2 separate regions of the Mus musculus genome follow, and region 2 is linked to region 1. The links are chromatin contacts, found by Hi-C or POLR2A ChIA-PET in ENCODE. All regions are on one chromosome and are shown on one strand. Each heading gives the region's core, a stretch centred on a gene start or an enhancer-like site at or near the end of the contact. The rest is flanking DNA. Distances are from core to core; before and after follow the strand shown.

Evidence for each region. A loop is a pair of places that touch in the nucleus more often than their neighbours do. ChIA-PET counts read pairs that join two places held with the same protein, here RNA polymerase II (POLR2A).
Region 2: a map of heart shows a loop between it and region 1 (2.0-fold over the local background). The contact joins the promoter of Prkar2a here to the promoter of Arih2 in region 1. A Hi-C loop is called at or near these places in 2 of 37 maps with a recorded cell type or tissue (gastrocnemius and heart). POLR2A ChIA-PET finds 5 or more read pairs at or near these places in 2 of 5 experiments (Patski and embryonic stem cell).

Annotation. Positions count from the first base shown.
Region 1 is chr9:108,647,041-108,652,459 of GRCm38, reverse strand. It overlaps Arih2 (ariadne RBR E3 ubiquitin protein ligase 2), which reads left to right and starts at 3,052. Exons shown (of 16, transcript NM_011790.5): 1 at 3,052-3,231.
Region 2 is chr9:108,689,854-108,695,272 of GRCm38, reverse strand. Prkar2a (protein kinase, cAMP dependent regulatory, type II alpha) reads right to left here and starts at 3,130. Exons shown (of 11, transcript NM_008924.3): 1 at 2,561-3,130. The coding sequence starts at 2,816.

The DNA of each region.
Region 1 (5,419 bases), core at 1,803-4,302:
TCATGATGTTGGTTCAAACCTTGGACACTGGAAAGCCATATGTACCTATGGTATGGCACATGTAAGCTCAGGAGGTTGTAGGTGAGCCATTTTATGTTGCCGTACTGGAGCTTGAGGGTGAATCTAAACTTTTGAAAATATGTGTATGTGTGTGAGCCTCTGTGAGTATATGTGTACCACATTTGCACTTGAGCCTGTGGAGGCTAGAAAAAGGCAGTCCTGAACTTACATGTGGATGTTAGGAACTGAACTCGGGTCCTCTGGAAAGAGTGGAAGTGCTCTTAGTCACCATCCAGTGCGTGTACGTGGGAGGTACTGGAATCCTGAGGACAACTGTCCCACAGTACCTACAGTGAAACGGGGTTGGAATTGGTCCCGGGACTCCAAACCAAAACCCAAGGTTCCATGAGGTCTCTCATACAAAATGGGACTTGATAAGTGAGCACCCACATTCTGTAGTTTGCAGGTAAAATACTTCTACAGACGGACCGTTCCTCTCTAGTACTCACTGCAGTGGGTCTGTTACCAGTAACTCAAAGTCATCACTGGAAACTAGTTTTCAGGAAATATGATTTGGATCCTTCACAGGGACCATCGTGATATGCATATGTTTTGTCAACTCAAGTACCCAAGTTCACGGCTTGTCCAGATTTGTGTTCTATTGCTGTGATAAAGGCTATGACAAAAAGCAATTTGAAGAGGAAAAAATTTATCTCATCTTTTAGCTTATAGTCCCTCATAGAAGGAAATTAGGGCAAGAACTTGAGGCAGAAACCTAAGCAGGGATAAGGGAAGAGCATGGCTCACTAGTTTGATCCCATGGATTGCTCAGCCTGCTCGCTCTCACTTGCTTGAGCGCTCTCTCTCTCTCTCTCTCTCTCTCTCTCTCTTTCTCTCAAGATATAGTCTCTCTGTGTAGCCCTGGCTGTCCTGGAACTTGATTCACAGACCAGGATGGTCTTGCTGGAACTCAGAGCTCTATCTACCTCCTAAGTGCTAGGATTAAAGGCATGTGCCACCACTGCCTAGCTTTAGTTTCCAATCTTTTACTGCCAGGACCACCCATCCAGAGATGGCACTGTTGATAGTGGGCTGGATCCTCCTACATCAATCATTAATCAAGAAAATGTCTTCGTTACAGGCCAATTTAATGAAGACATTTTATCAATTGACGTGAATCTTCTCTGTAAAAGCAAGTGGCACAGTTTTTTTGTTTTGTTTTTTTGTTTTTTGTTTTTTGAGACAGGGTTTCTCTGTATAGCCCTGGATGTCCTAGAACTCACTCTGTAGACCAGGCTGGCCTCAAACTCAGAAATCTGCCTGCCTCTGTCTCCCAAGTGCTGGGATTAAAGGCGTGTGTCACCACTGCCCAGCTACTTTTTTTGTTGTTGTTAAAGATAATTACTGATCATGTACCTCTGGCTGCCTTGTTGGGCAGCCTGGCACTTAGTATGTAGACCAGGTTGGCCTGGAACTTACTTTCTTTTTTTTTTTTTTTTTTTTTCTCTGTGCAGTCCTGGCTGTCCTGGAACTCATTCTGTAGACCAGGCTGGCCTTGAACTCAGAAATCCACCTGCCTCTGCCTCCCGAGGCCTGGAACTTTCAATGATTCCCCTAGCCTTTGCACCCCAAGTGCTATTCTTGTTCTAGCGACTTTCAACATTTGATTACCCCTGATTTTGATTCATGACCCAAATTTGTAGATATTTTAAGTAGATTGTGTGGCTGCACACATGTGAGTTTGTAAGTTTTAGGTCTGTACAGAGCTTCAGGTTATCCAGGGATATATAGTGAGAACTTTTCTCAAAAAAGAAAAAAAAATTTTTTTTTTAATTTTCTGTTTACAAGTATGTGTGTGCCGGAAGAGGTTCAAAGAGGGCTTCGGATCCCCTGGACATTATCAATAGTGGGCAAGGACCTCAGGTTTCTGGAGAGAACAGCAAGAGCTCTTAATGGCCCAGCCAACTCCCAAGTCTCTTCAGTTATATTTTTTCCAAGAATTACATAAAAGAGGCTATTACACGGTCTTTTTTCTTTCTGCCTCACTTTTCCGGGTGTCTTGAATACCAATACATACACTCCAGAAAAGGTAGAACTAGGTTATCTACAGATTTGCACGAACATTGATTTACCTCACAGTGCCTCTGGCTTCACTCCAGTAATTAACATCTCGATGGAGTTGCTACTTGAGCGAGCCTCCTATCAGTCCACAACAAGGCTTGGTGACCAGAACTTGGTGACTGGAGTCCTAATGCAGTCTATATCGTGGGTAGAAGTTGTGCAGCGAAACACTTACGATGTATGAATCTCTGGGTCTGGTAATCTAGCAAGGCAAACCAGCCTTGGCTATATAGTGAGTTGCTTCTAAATATAACCACACCAAACAAAAAATACCCGTCGTGAAGGTGAGTGGAAGTCGGAGAAGTGGGTGGCTAGGGGGATAGTGTCATGAGAAACTAAAGTCTGATTGCTCATGGGCCAGAACTTCCTCCTAACGTACGTAGAAATTCCGAGTATGGCTCATGTCAAACCATAGTTGCCCGGAAACTATGATCTTTTTAACCTACTCCAGTGTTGCCAGAATGTCTTCTCACGCTGTTCGTCAGAGTATAAACAGTGAAGTGGGTAGACGTCTGGTCAGGGGAAAAAAAAAAAAAAAAAGCTAAAAATACCTCATCTAAGGGTCTGATGGCTCAGTGGGTAAAAAGCGCTTACTGCCACGCCTGACAAGTGTTTGATCCTCGAAACCCACATGGTGGAAGGAGAAAAACTGCTCCCGGAAAATTGTCCTCTGACCTCTTCTGCACGCGAGCCGTGCGACACACACAAAATACACGCAAGAAAACCTAAAACTAACTATCGAATAAAGACACTGGTAGGCTATAACGCAGGAAACAAATTCCTACATCATTCCTTCAAAAGCGAACGCTCAGTAGTTCCTCCCAGGGGCTCTCGCTAGAGGATGGTGAGGAAGCGATTCCAACCGACTACGCAGTCGTCAGAAGCCTGGGAGCCTCCAGGGCGACCGCAGGTCGACCCCTACCGGAAGTGACGCGCGGCGCAGAACACTTCCGGAGCTGCGGGGGACGGCTCTGCCGGAGGAAGCTGCGCGGGCCTGAGCCGCGTCCGCCGGCTGCCTCCGCTGCCGCTACGCCTCCGTCAGCCTGGTTTGGTCTGGCTTGACCTGGTCCGGCCGGCCTGGGCTCTGCGGCCGCGAGGTCGCGGCTCCCGGTAAGTGCGCGGCGGGAGTCGAGGCCTTGTTTACTCTTGACTGGCCGCCGGGAGGGGGGGGATCCCCGCGCGTTTCGCCGGCGCGGTCCGGGCTCCGCCTTCGCCGCCGCTTGCGAGGCCGGGCCGTCCCAGGTCCCGACGTTCCCCGCCGACTGATAGGCACTCCCGGAGGCGACAGCCCGCGCCGGCGGGTGCCTGGCGTCTCTCCTGGGTTCCTCTTCCTCGTTGGCTCTTTAGCTCCCCGAGAGGTCGGAGGCCAGGGCCTCTGGCCCGCGAGGCTCGGGTGCGCTCGGGCCTGCCCTTCTGGGCGCTCCAGGCGAACGCACCGCCTCGGAGGCTCCCCGTTTCTCTGGTGGTTGGGAGCTTTGGCAGCGCCAGCCGCACTGTTTGTTAACGCCCGTCCTGGGAAAGGGCCTCCCCGCGCGTGGGTTCCGTGTCCGCGCGAAGACCGGGGCGCCTCGCAGAGACGTGCGACCGGTCACGCCCGACGCCACTGGTCTAGCCTCAAGAGAGGCGGTGGTGTTCTCGGACGAGCTCGCCTTAGTTCTTCTGTTTGTTACTCTGTCTCGTAGAACTTTCTGTCGGCGACGAACACGTTCTAGACCTTTGCTGTTCAGTATGGTAGCCATTAAGCCACACACGGCTTTCGTGTTGACATGTATGTAGTTAGTATATCTGAGAAACTACATTTGACTTTTTAAAAGTAAACTAACTTTCAATAACTCCATGTAATCGGCGGCTACCTGCCATTATTAGGACAGATGCGGTGTCGAGTTGGTTGTTTTTAGACAGTGTCTACATAGTCATGGCTGTCAAGGAACTCACTGTGTAGACTGGGCCGAACTCGAACTCACCTGCTTCTGCCTCTCAAGTGCTGGCATTGAAGGCTTGCACTACCACGCCCGGGATGCTGCTGAGTTTTTAAACAAGTTGCTGATTCATATTTTTCAGCCAAGAAGTTTTCTTCGAAATGTAGTTAATAAATGACTACTGAGGGCCAAGTGTTACAACTGGAGTTAAACATCTGTGCGACTAGCCAATTTTTTTGTGTTCCTGTCAACTTCAAACTAAAAGGTCTTTATCCTTTTGTATGTGGCCATGTCTTGGAAACCAGCTCAAAATGAGTGGCAGGTTTTTTTGAAGATGACTTTAACTCTTGGAAAAAGTACTAATTTTGTACCATTTCTCTCTGAGATAGTCATATTTAACATCTTGAATACTTTGACATTAAGAAAATAACACATTGGCCCTTTGAACAAAGTCAGGATTCAGTTTTCTTGCGTGCTTTATTTTGAGACAGTGTCTCCCACTTTTTTTTTTTTTTTTTTTGAGACAGGGTTTCTCTGTATAGCCCTGGCTGTCCTGGAACTCACTCTGTAGACCAGGCTGGCCTCAAACTCAGAAATTCACCTGCCTCTGCCTCCCAAGTGCTGGGATTAAAGGCGTGCGCCACCACGCCCAGCCAGTGTCTCCCACTTTTGATCCTCCTGCTGACACTCCTAAGTTGGGGATCCCAGAATGTGCCACTAAGCTCAGCAAGGCCAGCCTTCCTTCAGGAATCTCTTAACAGAGCCTAATGGTGTCACTCACCTTTAGTCTGGCCATTTAGGAAGCTGTGCTCTTGTGAGTTTGAGGACAGACATCATCATAGTGAGACCTTGTATCAAAAATATGTGTGTTTATAAAATTTTTATTTTAAAAAAGCTTTATTTAGATCTGAATCTAGAACACCAGGAAGTATATGAAACAGTCAATTCTTTTAAAGAACCTGGATTCCCATCTACTTGGTTATTTGGTTGGTGAAAAAGCTGTGAGCCATGTTCTCGACAGATCCTAAGGAGAAATCAGAATTTGAAAGGGTATGCTCTTTAGTTAGTGAGATTTCTGTAGCTTTAAATCAGGCCTCCTGAGAGTGATGGCTAGAATCTGCTTAGAATGGAATTCTGATGCTGCCTCTGCTAGTTGACTTTGTATGATCCTAGGCAAGATACTTCAGCATTATCAATCCCAGCTTCATTTGTAAGCCTCTGTTTGAGACAGCATCTCACCATGCAACTCATTGAATTTACCAGTCTGGAATTAAAGGTGTAGATTTGCACCACCTCACCTGGCCATTGTAAGCCCATTCCCCCCCTCTTACCCCCCCCCTTTTTTTTTCCTTTCCCCCTCCGTAGCCCTGGCTGTCCTG
Region 2 (5,419 bases), core at 1,881-4,380, 43 kb before region 1:
ATATATACAAGACTAGTAATGTTCAATCATTTTATTAAATTCCCCCCCCCCTTCTCTTTTGGGTCTTGTTATGTAGCCCCAGACGGCCTGAACTTACTATGTAGAGCTAATTGGCCTCAAATTTATGAAACCCTTTGCCTCTGCCTCCCAAACGCTGGGATTACAAGTGTACATCACCACACCCAGTCTACAAGCCACTTTTAAAATCTGGTGTGCACCGAAATGAACCAAACTCAGAACCATCTGAGGATCTAAACAAAACAACTCTGGAACATTACCAAGCAGGTAATGTTTGTTTTGCAAGCAGATACACTGAGCCTTAGACACTTGGATTGGAAACAAAAAGAGAAATCACTTACTAACTATGGTCATGGAGCCAACAGACAAGAAGCCTCAATAATCTGACCCCAAAGAACAGAACCCATAAGACTAACCTAAAGAGGAAAACCAGATCTGATGCCCCACACTTTGTAACCCAAGCACTCAGGAAGTAGTGAGTTCCAGGACAGACAGTGCTACACAGAGAAGCCCTGTCAAAAAAAAAAAAAAAAAAAAAAGAGGGCTAGAAAGATGGCTCAGTGGTTAAGAGCACTGACTGCTCTTCCAGCGGTATTGAGTTCAATTCCCAGCAAGTGTACTCATATACATAAAATAAATACATCTTTAAAAAGAAGAAAAAGAGGAGCCTGGGCTGGAGTGGTGATGCACATCTTCAATCTCAGCACTGGGGAAGCTGAGGCAGAAGAATACAAAGTTCAGGCCTGAGCTCAGTTCTCAAACCCTATCTATAAGGAAAAAAAAGGGGGAGGGAGGGCTTAGTATTTCTGGGTATAGATTCAAGAATAATGGAAACACACACCTACAAAGTAACCCTGTCCCAGAGTCTAGAGCAGCACATTCCCTCTACCCACAAAGTAGAAACCTCCAAATGACCACTAACCGCTGATACAATGTAGCATAGCCAAATAAGGAACAGTTGCAAGTACAAAATCCAACCAAAAGCAGAAGGCAACCAAAGAAAAGTTAAAGAGGGAAGAACACTTGCAGGCAGGAGCCAGGAGTCTGCAAACAACCTTGCAACACAGCAAAGCTGACAAAAAGATAGCCATCGCTGTCATCCAACTCCAGAGTTTATTATTCCAAGTGGGAGTCCTGCGCTCATTAATACTCTGAAGGGAGGCTCAGCGCTGGAACAGAAAATAAAAGGGCTAGTGAGATGGCTCAGTGCTTAAAGCCACAGGCTGCTCTTCTAAGGAATGCTGTTTTAATTCCCAGCACCTACATGGTGGCTTTCAACCATCTGTATCCTCTTTTGGCCTGAGAGCTGCCTAATATAGTATGCATATACATGAGGCAGATAGACAAACACATAAAGAAAAATAAATCTGCCGGTGTTGGGCATAGATTGCCCATTTTTAATCCCAGCACTACTCAGGAGGCAGAGGCAGGCAGATCTCATGAGGTCAAAGCCAATTTGGTCTACATCATCCAAGGCTACACAGTGAGACTTTGTCTCAAAAAAAAGGGGGGGGGGATTAATTAAAATTAAAACAATTAAAGCAGGCTAACTCTATTATGTTAATAAAGCATAAGTGGAAGCAACCGAGGAAATAAAATTGCTCTTTGACAGTCTTACTTAAATCAAATGAGTAGAATGTTACTTGTATACTTCCCTGCAATCAACACTGGAATCGAGGTATTGATTATGCTCGCCAGTTTGATTCAATTGTTTTAACCATATCGAAACTTGGAGGAGGAGGAGGAGGAAGAGAAGGAGGAACGCATAATTAACTGGACACGAATAAAATGGCATAACTGAAATTTCCTTTACATACTTGAGCAAAGGGAGAGAGGAAATATATATATAGGTAAAACAATAGTGAAAATATTGATAACTGTTGAATGTGAGCGGCAGGCAGTATTGGGGGAGGAGGTTCAGCTACTGAATGTGAGTGACAGCATTTAGGGAGGGGCTCAGCTCATCGTTCCTCTTATGTGTATGCTTATAAGGTTTTCATTGAGGCAGAGGTAGATAGTTGACCCCAAGTTCGAGGTCAGCTTGAACTACCTACTGAGTTCCTGCTTAATCAAGGCGATCGGCCTCGTCTCCAACAGTTTTCAGCAATAACTCTTCCAAAACGGAATTCTTTGCAAATGAAATGATCATCCGGTTTATTCGGGGCGAGCTGCCGGGTGCTGGTGCTCTTGTCTTCGGAAAGCAAGCAGGCTATGGGGTCTAAGGCAAAGAGGCAGAGCAGCTTCTGGCGGGACCGACTCAAGCTCCGCGCCACCACGCGGACCAAAGAACGCGCACGCTTCATTCAAGGCAGAATCTGACAAATCACTCTCCGTGAACGCTCGGGCTCAGAGAACCGCGGAGCTCAATTTGGAATGCTCACACGCCGGGGAACCCAAGCAGCTGGGCTGGAGAGCTCTCGGGTCTCGGCCCAGGGTAAGGCCGGGAGCCGAGCCCAGGGCACCCCTGGTCGGCCCTCGGGTCCCTCCCTGAACCCTTCACTCGGTGCCCACATCGCACCTCGGCCTTGCCCCGCCCGCCTACCTTCCAGATCGGCATCTTCCGAGTCCGAGTCACTCTCCCCGTCCTCCTCGATGACGGGGACTGCGCTGGACTCCTGCGTGTGAAAGGTCGTCGGGGAGACGATGAACGTGTCTGATTCCTGGCGGCGGGCCTCGCGCAGGCGTGTGAAGTACTCCACCGCGAAGTCGACGAGGTCGGGCGGCTGCTGCCGAAGCACCTCCACGGTGTAGCCCTGCAGCAGCTCCGTGAGCCCCGCGGGGATCTGGATGTGGCTCATGCCTGCGACGTCCGAGGGGCCCGGCGGGTCCGGGCGGCCGGCGGCTGCAACCTGCGCGCTCCCTCACGCCGGCCTGTCACTCCGCGCCCGCGGTCTCCCGCGCGGCCCGTCTCGGCCTTCCTCGCGTCGCGCCTTATTCTGGCCGGGTCTGAGTTTGTTGTGCGGGCCGCGCGACCCTTCCGCTAGCAAGCCAGCCTGGCGCCGCTGCTGTTGTCACCCGGCCGCAGCCGCCGCCGCTGCCGCCGCCGCGCCGCCGCCGCCGCGGGGACCGCCGGGCAGGCAAGCTGGACGGGCGCGGCAGGCGCCCGGGTTGTGACGCACGCGGCCGCGGGCGTGCGCGTCCCCGGCCAGGAGCTGGCCCAGAGTGCGCGTGCGCCGCTGAGCCTCCCGCTCTCGGAGCAGCCCATGGTCAAGGTGCGGGAGGCCCCGGAGATGAGGAAAGAGTGGCCCGGCTGCGAGGCGGGCTGGTTAGTGCGTCTCGCCTGGTCACAAAAACCTTTCACTCATGCTTTCGGAGCATGCTGCGAGCCTCTTAAAGGAGTGCCAGGGTCACTGAAGTGACACAGGACCACCTCACCTTGACCCCTGCTCTAGTGGAGGGCCAGAGGGCTTACTCTAGGGAACGACATTAATGCTAAGCCTAAAGTACTGAGCAGGTTTGCCCAGAGAACGATCTGGAGGAAAGTCCTGTACAACAGGAACAAAGACCTAGTCAAGTCAGAAGAACCACCTTGACTGACAGGTAGAACGATGCGTGCCTGACTGCCTGAGGTCCTAAGGAGTCTAATATGACGTCGTGAGATGTCAAAGGGGGAAGGCTTTGTAGGAAGTAAAAGTTTCAGTGAGATAGTCACTTGTGAGCCTCAAGCAGAGAAATAACCCTGAAAGAGCTCGCTCAGCCGATTGTGGGCAGTAAGAAAGCAGAATAATGCCAGGAGCTGGACAGACCTCGGGGCTTGTTCCTCCTTTTGGACACTTCCATCTTGGTCTTCAGGCCTAGACTTAGAGTCCTCCTTCCTCCCCACTCAACCCTGGGCCACACTACTTGGTGAAGTTGAGCAGACCACAGACCGTGTTGTCTTTTGCCTTTGGGAAGAGGGCAGAGGTGAACTAGAGAGGCACCTGCTGTTCCTCAACTTGTTTCCTCCTGTCACCAAACTTGAACAAAAGAAGTTACAGACCTTTCTGGAATATCCAGCCTAGGTGCTGGCCAAAGAGCCAGCGAGAATACTGTTCTCCCTCTCCCTGCCGGAACCAGCCAGCAACTCGTGAGCTTGGGAACCTGAAGGGTATTGGGATTGTTAAGCACCACCTGGTAATTAACCAGTATTAATTAAGATCTCCACTAGCACCGCCCATAAAGGCCTGGCACAAACCCAAAACCTCAGGCTGCTGGGAACTGAGCTGTGTATGGTGACAGGGGAACACCTTACTGAGGTACTCAATGTAGGGGCCAGTCCAGGCTGTAAGCTAGGTAGACCTGAGACTACAAACAGCTATGTGTCCCTGAATGTATGTTGAGTGGCGGCGAAGCAGTATCCAGCATGCTGGCTGGAGGCACTGACAGCATACTTGTGAAGACTGAATGAATGAATGAATGAATGAAGAAGGAACAAATGATACATTTCAGCAACAAAAGAAGCAGAAACTGCTCTCCTGACTTCAGTCTCATAATATGTATCATTTCTTTCAAAGCTGCTACATAATTCAAGTCTAGCCTGGGTTACATGAAACTATCTCAAATCAAAAACAAAAAAGCAAAGCAACACAGTGGAGATGGGTCTTCTCTTGAGCAGACTGGCTCTTTTTGGGGGGGTATGGGAGGAGGGGAGAGGTTGTTGGTTTGGTTTTTCAAAACAGGATTTCTCTGTGTAGTCCTGGCTGTTCTGGAACTCACTTTTTAGAGCAGGTTGACCTTGAACTCAGAGATCTGTCTCCTGAGTGCTGGGATTAGATGTGCACCACCACGGCCCAGTCTAGCCAACTCTTAAAAGTTTTCCAGGATTCAAATCTTGCCATTACAATCCAAAAAACCTAGATGTGACCCCCCCCACCACTGCACCATATTACCAAGGGAATTGCCTCTCTGCAAGCAACCCTACAGCCAAGCTTGTGGAAAGGTAAATTCACAACTCCAAGTTCCAGTCTTCCCACATTATCATGTCTTACATGTTTTAAATGGGGCACAGGCAAATGAAGAGTTAGGACTCTGACCTCAATTACAAAATAGAGAAGAGAAAGGTTGTTGACAGAGTTGGGTGTGGACAGGGTCTCCCGGTACACTGAAACCCTATTGGCCTCTGTCAGAAACAGTCTGGTTTTCCTGACCTGTTAAACAGATTCAGCACAGCCTAACCATCCATCTGTCCAACAGACAGCATTCAGAGGGCACCCTAACCTAGTATAGTAACACATCATTTGTAGATCCCATTACTCAGGAGAATGAGGCAGGAAAAAAAATCACTCTTGCACACAGGAATTTAAGACAAACCTAGGCAACACAGAGGAATCTCTATCTTAAATTAAAAAAAAAAAAAAAAAAAGCAGGCTAGAGCTGGAGATGTTCTTTCAGTGGTAAGAACAGTTGTTCTCATGAAGATCTG